2 separate regions of the Homo sapiens genome follow, and region 2 is linked to region 1. The links are chromatin loops, found by intact Hi-C in ENCODE. Cell type or tissue: ovary. All regions are shown on one strand. Links, peaks and the distances in the headings refer to the core of each region. The heading gives the core; the rest is flanking DNA.

The links. Peaks named below come from ENCODE experiments on the same cell type or tissue, not always from the same donor. Only the 100,000 strongest peaks of a DNase experiment are listed, where the experiment ranks them.
Region 2: a loop joins it to region 1, with 4 times the contacts of the local background. A loop is called at or near these places in 6 of 110 quality-filtered maps.

The regions. Positions count from the first base shown.
Region 1 is chr5:170,230,044-170,235,421 of GRCh38, reverse strand. It overlaps C5orf58 (chromosome 5 open reading frame 58), which reads right to left and starts at 2,437. Exons shown (of 4, transcript NM_001102609.3): 1 at 2,415-2,437; 2 at 1,224-1,307; 3 at 352-445. The coding sequence starts at 445. In ovary, for the core only: no CTCF peak of the experiment used is centred there; no DNase peak of the experiment used is centred there.
Region 2 is chr5:170,404,365-170,409,742 of GRCh38, reverse strand. All of the region lies in intron 1 of KCNIP1-OT1 (KCNIP1 overlapping transcript 1), which reads right to left. It also overlaps a transcript of KCNIP1 not described here. Among named protein-coding and RNA genes, the nearest start is that of KCNIP1-OT1, 18 kb to the right of the region's middle. In ovary, for the core only: no CTCF peak of the experiment used is centred there; no DNase peak of the experiment used is centred there.

The DNA.
Region 1 (5,378 bases), core at 273-5,272:
GAATGGACCTTAGGGGCTTAGTAAGAATTTATAAAGACAATGAATTTTGCTGAATGTGACATAGTCTTGAATGGTGTGTTGAAGGGAAGGAAGGGAAGTAAAATTTACAGAGGTTAGACAACCTGATAAGCTTATTAATGTCAGGGATGGGAATTCAGGTCTGCTAACTCCAAAGTCGAACATAATTCATCTTTAGAGATCTAGTTCACTTACACTGAAAACATTTGTTAAGAAATAGAGAAATCCTAATTAGTGGGCAAAATTTACTTATACCCCAGCAGAAACACAAACTGGCTCTATCATTTATTTTATAACAATGACATGCAAACATTTTAGTGATTCAATACTTACCTTTTATCTTCTTCAACTCCGAAGAAATTGTGTTAATATTTTTAATTACTTTGTCCACATTTAGCTTATGATCAGTAACACGCTTCTTACCCATCTGATTTTAAAAGAAAAACAGAAACAATGTATAAATCAGTATTTATGTGTACTTTTAAAATACTTACATTTTCAGTATTTCTATAAATCTGTTATTTCAGAAATAATTATGAAACAAATCTTTATAAATGGTTAGAATTCTAACATCAAAAGGCATTAATGTGTTATGTAATATTTTTCCAACTAAAAACTCCAACTGGAATTTGTAGGATGAGGTTCCTTCCTCAATCAAACCATATCCACAAGATAGGGCTTACAATGGAAATGAAGATGTCCCCTTTTCAGAAAGCCTCAGCCCTTATAAACTACCTTACAATTTAGCGTTTGTGTTAAGATCTTCTCTAATTTTGTTTATGTAAGTCCATGTCTTTTTCTAACTTATTCTTGAATAACAGGGCCCACATATGATTTAAGTACACAGTGAAACTCAAAAAAGAATTTTATTCTAATTCATTAAGAGGATAATTCAATTATAATCCACTAAGAGTATGGCAAATGGCTGGTTTGGTTTTGGGAGTTAGAGTAACAGACATTTTAATTTTGGTTAACTGAAATGTATAAATCAACGCATTCCTATGTTATACAGTACCTGTATTTAACCAATTGTGTCAGATACAAATATACAGAGAGGTGGTTCACTAGAAACTAGTCTTAAGCTGTTCAGTCTCTCAAAATGACTTGAAAAACTCCATCTCAATTAGCATACACAACTCCAGCAGTGTGAAAGGTGGGCAGTCATGGGTCAAGCTGCTTGTCCAAAATAATGAAAACAAACTAACCTTTAAGTCAATCCTTGCCTCTACCTTTTCCTGAGCAGGGAGAATTTCTGCAATTTCTCTCATTTCAGAGCCACTGTAAAAAAACTAATTTTGTTTCCCAGACATTAATAAAATGCGCTTTGCATCTACCCCCAAGACCCCATTCTCCAGGATGTCAGCTGCCTTCCTTGGGCATGCCAAACCAAGAGTCAAGTTGCAGGGAAAAAGAAAGATGATATTTTAACAAGGGGTGGAGTGGTGGAATTAAAGAACTTCAAAAACAAGGCAAAAGTTTTTTAAAAATAGTAAAGTAGAAACTAAATGATTTTAGAGCCCAAGACAGTGGCCTCTCTCCACTCTGGTTCTCCTAGGCCCTCGAGCACCCAGCGCGTGGGTGGGGTGAGGGCACAGTGGGGTGCTACACAACAATGTAGCTGGGACTGGACTGGAGGCAGGACAGGTCTGGGTCAAGCCCTCCCCGGGGAGCTCGGCCAGGCCACTACCCAGAAAGGAGAGGCTGCTCCAACAGCAATTCACCGGGAGTGGGGAAGCGGAGACCAGACTGTAGGGGCCATAGGAATGGGGGGTCAGAAGCCAGGATGTCGCTGACTCAAGGCCTGATACCACTAGAGCGCCATCTCCGGGCCACAGGACGCCGCCCAGGCCCTCAGCCCGCAGCCCTGCAGAGCCATCGTTAGCACCGCAGGTTCTACTCTGAAAGCCCAGCCTCCTCCTTGGCCCAACTGACACCTGGGAGGAGCCCCAGATCTTTAGGGCCCTCAGCGACCCAACTGCCCATGAAGACCCCCCAGATCTTTGGGGCCATGAGCGGCCCAACCACCCGCTCAACAGCTAAAGATGGAGCCTGAGGCATCTGGAAGTTTCCACAGTCCTCGCCCTCCCAGACAGGATTTGGAATGAACCTTTGGGGCTTACTAAGTTTCTTGCCAAGTGGACAGGATTAGGGTAATGTAAAATGCCCTCAGAGTGACCCCGGCCTACGGACAGCCACCAGCCGCCAGGCCCACCCAGCCAACCGTCCCCTTCTCGGCCCAACCGACACCCAGGGAGAGGCTCCGAGGCCAGCCCGGCCCACCGCCCACCCGTTGGGTGGTGGAAGGTGGAGCCTCGGGCAGCCTGGAAATTTCAGCGGTCTTCACCCTCCCAAACCAGATTAGGATCCTTCAAGACCGAGCAGCCGTCACTACCCACCTGGCCAACCGTCACCGAGGTTCTGACAGGAGCAGGGAGCCGACGGTGAAGGCGAAGCCGCGCCCCCTGATTGGCCAGCTTCTCCGCCTGCGGCATCCTGGGAGTTGTAGTCCCAGGCAAGGCCCCTACGGAGAAGGTTCTGGATGCCGGGTTACAACTGACTCGCGCGGCCACGTTGGCGGAAAAAGCACTGACATTCCTTACCCCCAGTGTGCCAGGCTTTTGCAACCCTTATCTGCATTTGAGTCGCACAGGATAGCGGTAGCGTTAAGTGCAGACTCTGGAATGAAGCCACTTGGGTTTGAATCCTATTCTATCACCTGCTTAGTTGTATAGATGCAGATAAGCGATTAACTATTCAGAGTGCAGATGTCCTCACCTATCGTATGGAACGATAATAACTGCCTTCCAGTGTTAGTTTGAGGGTTAAGTGAGATAATTCATCAGAGGTGCTTGGCAGATACCAAGTGCTCCATAACTGTTAGCTATTATTTTTCCTATAACATTTTATAGGAATGATAATAGTAAAGAGTAGCATGAATAAAGAGATGAGTTGAGACATGGAAAATGGTTTTTTGCCAAGCTGAGAAGCTGGGATTCGAGCCGTCTTTTGCTTGACTCCAGAGGAATCTCTGCCACTGCAACCTTTGAGGCAGGCCCAAAGATTTTTCTTGGTGCCCTGAGAAATTGAGGAGTTTAGGCTTTCAGCACAAGGTGCTATACAACAAGTCTTTGCGTCTATGCCTCCCCTATAGTACACACCAGCCTCTTGAACCATCACCTTCCTGAAAGCCCACATCACAATTGTTGGGTATTTTATATCCAATTTCCTTCACTTTAACACTGCAGAATTTGTTGTCGAATGCAATTACCTAGATGAGGAGGGACAGAGGAGAACAGAGCTTAATGATAACCAGCTGTATGATCTTAGAAAAGAATATCTTCCTTATTCTGAGTCTCTGTTTCCTTATCTGTTTTCTATTGAGAGGGATGGGCTAAACCAGTAGTTCCTAAATTGTACTAATTGCTGGGCCACTGTTAAGATTCTGTGCTTATGGCACTCATATTATTATTATCTTCTCCTAAACACCTTATTGTCTCCTGTGGTTAACTACAGGGAGTTTCTAAAGGTGAAGAAGTTTTTAATGATAACCAGCTTTGTAAAATACGAAGCTATATTATTGCCTTCATATTTTAAATCTACTTATTTTTAAAATTTAAGTCTACTTAAAAATCTTTATATCACCAGTGTTAAATAGAATAAAACGTAAAGTCAGGCCAGGCACGGTGGCTCGCCTGTAATCCCAGCACTTTGGGAGGCTGAGGTGGGTGAATCACGAGGTCAGGAGTTCGAGACCAGCCTGGCCAACATGGTGAAACCTCGTCTCTACTAAAAATACAAAAAATTAGCTGGACGTAGTGGTGGCCACCTGTAACCTCACCTACTCAGGAGGCTGAGGCAGGAGAATCGCTTGAACCCGGGAGGCAGAGGTTGCAGTGAGCCGAGATCGCACCACTGCACTCTAGTCCAGGTGACAGAGTGAGACTCCATCCCAAAACAAACAAACAAAACTCATAAAGTCATTGGAAAAATAAAGACAGTGAAAATAAGGCATATTTTAATCATGTATATACGCTCGCAACCAGTTGCAGTGTTTTCTGCAGCCTGATCTTTTTTGTTAAAATGGGTTCTTATTAAGTGTTAGAGAAGTGTTAAAGACAGTCTAGCACAAACCAAGACTTTCTTCTTGATATAATTAGAATGACTGAAAGAGTTAAAAGAGGAATACAAATACGGGGAGACCAACATAGGGTAAGCAACATTTATTTCTAAATTAGGACATTAATGTATAAAACCAAGCAAAAAGAACTGGCTTCATTGTATTATAAAAGCAAGGATAATTTAAAATCAAAACAGAAGGAAGAAAATAAAAGGAGGAGGGTCTTAACTTCAGAATAAGACTATCTTGACAGAAAGCTTACAGGATGTATCCTTTCTCCTCCTCACTTATTTTGATGATGAAGAAGTAAAAACTTCTTCACTTTTAGAAACTCCCTGTGGATAACTACAGGAGTAAATAAGGTGCTTAGGAGAAGTAGGTGGGTGGAGATAGCATTAAGACTGAGAATCCTGAAAATCAAGTGATGATGGGCACTGGGGTTGGTAGGCTGGAGTGTCCTATTGTCCCAAGCACACTGAACTCATTTTTGGGTTCCTCAATTGTTTGCAGGAGCTATCATAGCTCTACTACCTGTGAATTGCAATCCACAGGATTTTTGGCAGAATCTAAAGGCCTTGGATCCATCCAAAATGCTGACTGCTTCTTATGAATATATCAAAACTACTGCTATTTGGAATAGATCATCATTAAGCCATTAGTTATTCACAAAGAAAAATCAACTTTGTGTTCCTTTTAAATAAGTGTTCTAAGAGGAATAAAAGAGATTAAAAACTCAGAAAAAGATAGGTTTAGTAATGCATTTCTCTCTATAAAACTGTCTTGGAGCAGTGATGACTACTTATTGCACTGTTTTCTCTACTTAAATAACTATAGATTTTGTCTCTTTGTGTTTTTTTTTCCCTAATAAAATGAAAGTTTAAAAGCATGGTTTGCTACTCAGGGTTAGAGACTTACAGCTAAGGCCCTAAAACAAAATCTATCTTCTTTAATAAGTGTGAAAATACAACACTTTACTGGAACCCAACACAGATTGCAGTTGTTGATTCTAATGTTAATCAAACAAAAGGGATTTAAAAACTGGTAAATGCTCCCATAAATAGAAAAAGGTGCTGCAGACCAGCAAGGTGATCAAGCGTTTTATGGAGTTGAGTGTGTGCACCTCGGCTAATTTTATTACAGATTCTTGACATAAAGTCTTCATTTCCAGGAAAACAAATTGAGTAAATTATCTTACTTCTTCCACTAGATCTCAGGGTTCCCATTTTCCTCCTGTCTGTTCATT
Region 2 (5,378 bases), core at 244-5,243, 170 kb before region 1:
CCATGTGAATACTTTGTAGAACTGGCATAAGACACCCTGCTGTCGGTGGAATTCCAGGGACCATGGCTTAGTAGAGTGGCACAGGCTGGGCCCCCCTTGTCATCTTGGCCTGGAGCTCTGGAACGGGCCATAAGCCACACAACCCTACATGGCGATCCTGGTGGCAGGGGTGGATTGGAACCCAGACTGCCTCAAGAGCCTGTGCGTGTCACTACTGCACAACCCTGCCTCTGTGAACTTATTCATGGGGTACTGTTTGTTCCCAAGTTACAAGAGCAAAGCCGTGGGATGGAGAAGTGACTTGAACTTGTTGGCTTGCTGAGAGCAACTGGACACATGAGTTCACACCCACATTGCACACATTGTGACCCCAGGTCTAATCCCTGAGGGCAACTTTTTGAGGCCTCAAGACCCTGAAGGCAGGTGGTCCCAGGGGAGTGTCCTGATGGATTTTTGTAAATTATGAACCCACTCCCAGCCAAGGAGGACAGTGGTGACACAGCCAAGTTTGAGATTTCAACTTCAGGAGATGGCATGAGGGCAGAGGAATGGCACAGTCTTGAGCATCAGCCAGACCAGTGTTCACATCCTGGATCTGCCTCTTAGGTCTGTGTGAGCTCGGGTGCATCAGTAATCAGGCTGAGTCTGGAGATGAACAGTCACTGATTGTTGGGTCCCTAGAATAGAGCCTCTCCCCGTACTGCCCCTCCCGCCTCTGCAGCCCTGAGGGTTGCTCACTGGCAAACCCCACCTGCTTGCCCACTTTGCAGTGCCTGGGGAGTGTGTGCTATTGATGGCACCTTTAGAGACCAGGTGTTCCAGGACTGAAATGTTTCCAGAGCAGCCTGACTTTCCCTCCAGCACCTTCCTTCTTCCTTCAAATACCCACGCAAAAAGACCCACCGCCTGACTGAGCCTTCACTCTGCTGCTCTTTTTCTGTGCATTCTTTTTTCTTTTCAGCTAAGGTTTTTTTGACAAGGGCCGCAGTGACAGCAGAGAAAGCGTTCTTCAAGAAGCCAGGGGGTATTTAAAATACAAGTTTTCCTTTATGCCAATAAGAAATACCAAATACCCCAAACCACCACCTTCATTTCACTCAAACTATGCCAATTACTTTCTCTCATCGCCCGAGAAGGATAGGAATGCATTTGGAATTGGACAATTTCCTCTCTGTCTGACACATGGAAAGCAGCTAGGGACAAGTGTGCTTCTGCGAGGTGTTTTTCCCCCTCCTAGTTTGGGGTGCAGGATGATTCTGCTCACGCTCTTGGAAATCACAGACACCTGGCTCCTATTAAATTACATGACAATGAGCTCATTCAGTCAGCCCGTGGTGAGAGCAGATTACAGACCAGGATCTGGCTGAGCCATGGAGATTCCCTGAGGATTAACAGCTTGCATTCAAGCAACTGGTCTCCCTCCAATGGCCCTGCTCTATCTAACTGAGGCTCTTACGAGCCAAGAACTCTTCCATAAACAGTTCTCTGCCAGTCAATAATTTGAATCTCCTTCTATCATCTAGTAACCATCTTTTATCTAACAATTCCCTCCTCCAATTAATGCCATCCACTATTGACTACTGTGGGATTTCAAGATAACATTAACAGCCAAATGACAACAGCTAGCATTTGAGTTTTATCTCATGAGCTACTCTAAATGGTCCACTCATATTACCACCCTTAATCTGTTCTAGAAGCTAAAAACTATTATCCTGCCCAGGTTACAGGTGGGAAAGTTGAGGCTGAGAGAGATTAAGCTATTTGACTTAAGTCACACAGCAGAGTAAGTTGTGCTTCAACAAAGCCCATGCTTTTTGAGGGACACCCCTATAGCTAAGATGCCACCATAGTTTGAAGGTCACTGTCACTACGCCACTGAAGATGAGGTAGTGTTTTGAGCAAACAGTATAATTTACACCCATAAATCCGCTATGACATGTTTGGAACCTGAGCAGGAATGTGACACATTTTCAGATTGGGCACTTGTTCTGTCAATAATGTCCAAGTTTGCCCTGCCCTCAGGAAGCGTGTTGGGTGGTTGGAAGTCAAGACTAGCAAATGTAAAATGATGACAGAAACAACACAAGGCAGATCCTAAAATGTGTTCTGAAATTTATAAATACTGTAGGGCAATGCTTTCCAAAGTGCATTCTATAGAAATGCAGTTCCCTGTAGTATTAACATGTCTTTAAAAAATATTCAACAGTCACAAATATGATAATAGTCTTTGTGTTCAAGGATTGGGATTGTTGGTAAAAATTTCAAACCTCCCTATCTTTACATAGCATTTAAAAAAATTTTTTTGTTACACTTATGGATAGAAGGAAATAAAAGTATCAGCCAAGGCAGACAGTACCCTTACCTTTCTAAATTCCTGCCCATCCTTAGATCTATAAATGTTTCTCCCATTCCCAGCAGCTGCACCCACCTTAGTTGTGGGAAAGCACCTGCAATCCTTGTCTTTCTTGTTACGCAACATGATGGGGCACAGACCCAGCCCTGGGGTCCTTAACCATGGCACGTGCAGCTTCCCCCGCTAGCAGTAGCATGCTGTCACTCTTAACTCGTCTATGGTTAGCTGGTCCGTGGTGTGGACAGGCAAGGGCTGCTGCCCACCATGCGCACCACAGACCCTAGGCTGTTTCCCAGTGTCAGTTCCTCAAAATCACCCCCAAGGCTCCATGCTGCTCTGAGGACTCCATTAGCTGAGGATTTCATAGGCTGAGTATCTTGCGAGCAAGAGAACAGTATGGACTTCTTGGTCTTGAAAGCTGCTGAATGGTGCTGGGTTGAGTCTGAGGAAGCTGATGCCCCCACATCTCTTGGGGTTTTTATTTGGGGTCTCCAGCTTTGGGATCTTCTGTTGACACTCATGGCACAGATTTGGGCCCATGGCCTTGCCTCCTGCCTGGCCTTGGACCTCATGAATGCGGAAGGCCTGGGGTTCTCCAAGCTCTAGGCAGGAAGCAGATTCCTCTCTGTGCAAAGACCCTCCAGGCCTCGGAATGAGGAAGGAGCCTAAGAGGGAGAGGGTGTGAACCTTCTGGGGCCGACATAGGAAGAAGAGAGGGATGCTGATGTGGGAGGAGAAATAAACCGCTTTCCTGGGTATGAGGGCTAGTAAGCTTACTGGCCCCTGCTGAAGGTCTTCCAGGCCATGCTGCCTTGAACAGGCCACTCACCTCTTGTGCCTGAGCCACTTTTTAAATTCAGTAGGTGTAATTATTGCTACCTGCCATTTCTTGTCAAAATCCTTATAATAACCCTGTATGGGTTATTATGTCCATTTTAGAGATGGAAAAACCAAGGCACAGAGCAGTCAAGTAACTTGGCCACATTTACACGACCAATAATGGGTAGGTGATTTGAGGCTGAGTGTGTTGAACTCCAGAGCCCTTGCCCTCAAATGCTATACACACAAGCTCTCCAGCTTACTCTTCATTTATTTGCTCAAAGGGCCAGTCCTCTTTTAACTTCCAGACCCACGGATCCGTGATTTTCCATAAACGTACCCCCAATCTCTCTCCCACCAACTCACTGCTCATGGTGATCCCAATTTCCCTTATATTAGAGCCAAATATTTTTAGAAAATCTTCAATGAAGCTTGTTATCTAGGAGGAAAACATAGTAACTATAAATGCAATTATCAGTTAGCTGGTGTTTTAGACAAACAAGGAACTGAGGAAGTAAAAGAGGAGACAGATAAGTTTTGAGGAAGTGGAAGAGGTGTCTGGCTGAAATGTCAAGCCCGGAGAAACGGGCAGGGGAGAGGTATTCTAGCCCCTAGTCTCTATCTGGATGTGGGACAAATCTTGGTGTTGCCAATCACACAAGGTTTCCATGAGAATCACATGGAAACATGATTGAGCAGGGGCTGGTAACACAGCTGTGGAAAGGGACTGTGAGAGCCAGCCTGGGATGGGAGCTCGTCTGTGATACCACCTGCTCCCCAGCTCAGGGTGCAGGTGTTACCATCACTGGTCCAGGAGACTCCTCATCCAGTCTCACATGGACAAGAAGATCACAGGGGCCTGAACCAATCGTTATGTACCACAGAACTGACTGTCAGAGAACAATGACCACAGACACTAATACTTTTGCCCAAGGAAGGGTCTGCCCAGTTGTGCTTCATTCCAGCTTCCTGGCATGAGGCACCAGGAAAACAAAATGAATCAAGAGAAGCCAGGAGGCCCTGCAAGGATGCCTGAGTCCAGGCTGCTGCTGAGAATCCCTCTTCTCAGCTGGGCACAACGGCTCAGGCTGATAATCCCAGCACTTTGGGAGGCCAAGGTGAGCAGATCACCTGAGGTCAAGAATTCAAGACCAGCCTGGCTAACCTGGCGAAACCCTGTCTCTACTAAAAAATTAAAATATACTAATAATTAACTGGGCATGGTGGTGGTGCCTGCAGTCCCAGCTACTTGGGAGGCTGAGGTAGGAGAATCGCTTGATACCTGGAGGCGGAGGTTACAGTATGCCGAGATTGCACCACTGCACTCCACCCTGGGCAACAGAGCAAGACTTCATCTCAAAAAAAAAAGAAAAGAAAATCCCTTTTCTCTCTGTGGCTGGAGGTAAAGCAGCATAATTTTGCAGGGCAATTTGGCATATGTATTATTTAATCCATATTTCTTTCATTTATCAGAATATCAAAAACCATTTATGCCTGGTTGAATCCACTTCTGGGAGTCTATCCCAAGGAAACAATCAAAATTACAGAAATACCTGTCTGCATCAAGATGTTCCATGCAGCTTTATTTATGTGCTGGAGAACCGGAAGTCATCTTTATGTTTAATAATTGGGAGATGCTTAAGTAAACTGTAGTCTGTCTACTATCCAAATAATGTCATGAATCCTTTGTATTAGTAAGGAAAAAATCATAATGCGATAATAAATTAAAAATGGAAAGGTAAAAAACTTCACGCAGTCCTGATAGATTGCAAAAATGGCCACAATATTTTGTAGTTCCTCCATCAAGAAATAAACTTTCTTTACCCCACTGAGTCTGGGCTAGCCTCATGATCTGCTTGGACCAATCAAATGCTTGTAAGTGACAGTGTGAGTTTCAAGCTTGGACCTCTAGAGGACTTGCAGCTTCTGCTTTCCCTACTGCTTCTGCATCTTGTCACCATGAGAACAGGCTCGTCTAGCCTGCTGAGAAACACATGGCATAGTCACTAGCCTGTCACCCATGATAGCCAGGCAACCACCTGACACAAGGGAGGCCCCTGGGACCGACTGACTGCAAGTACATGAGTGATCCTAGCTGAGATCAGCCTAGCCCAGCCCAGAAGAACCACTCAGCAGAATCCTGAGCATCTGGTGCCACTACATTTTGAGGCTGCTTGTTACACAGCAATGGATAACCAATACAACA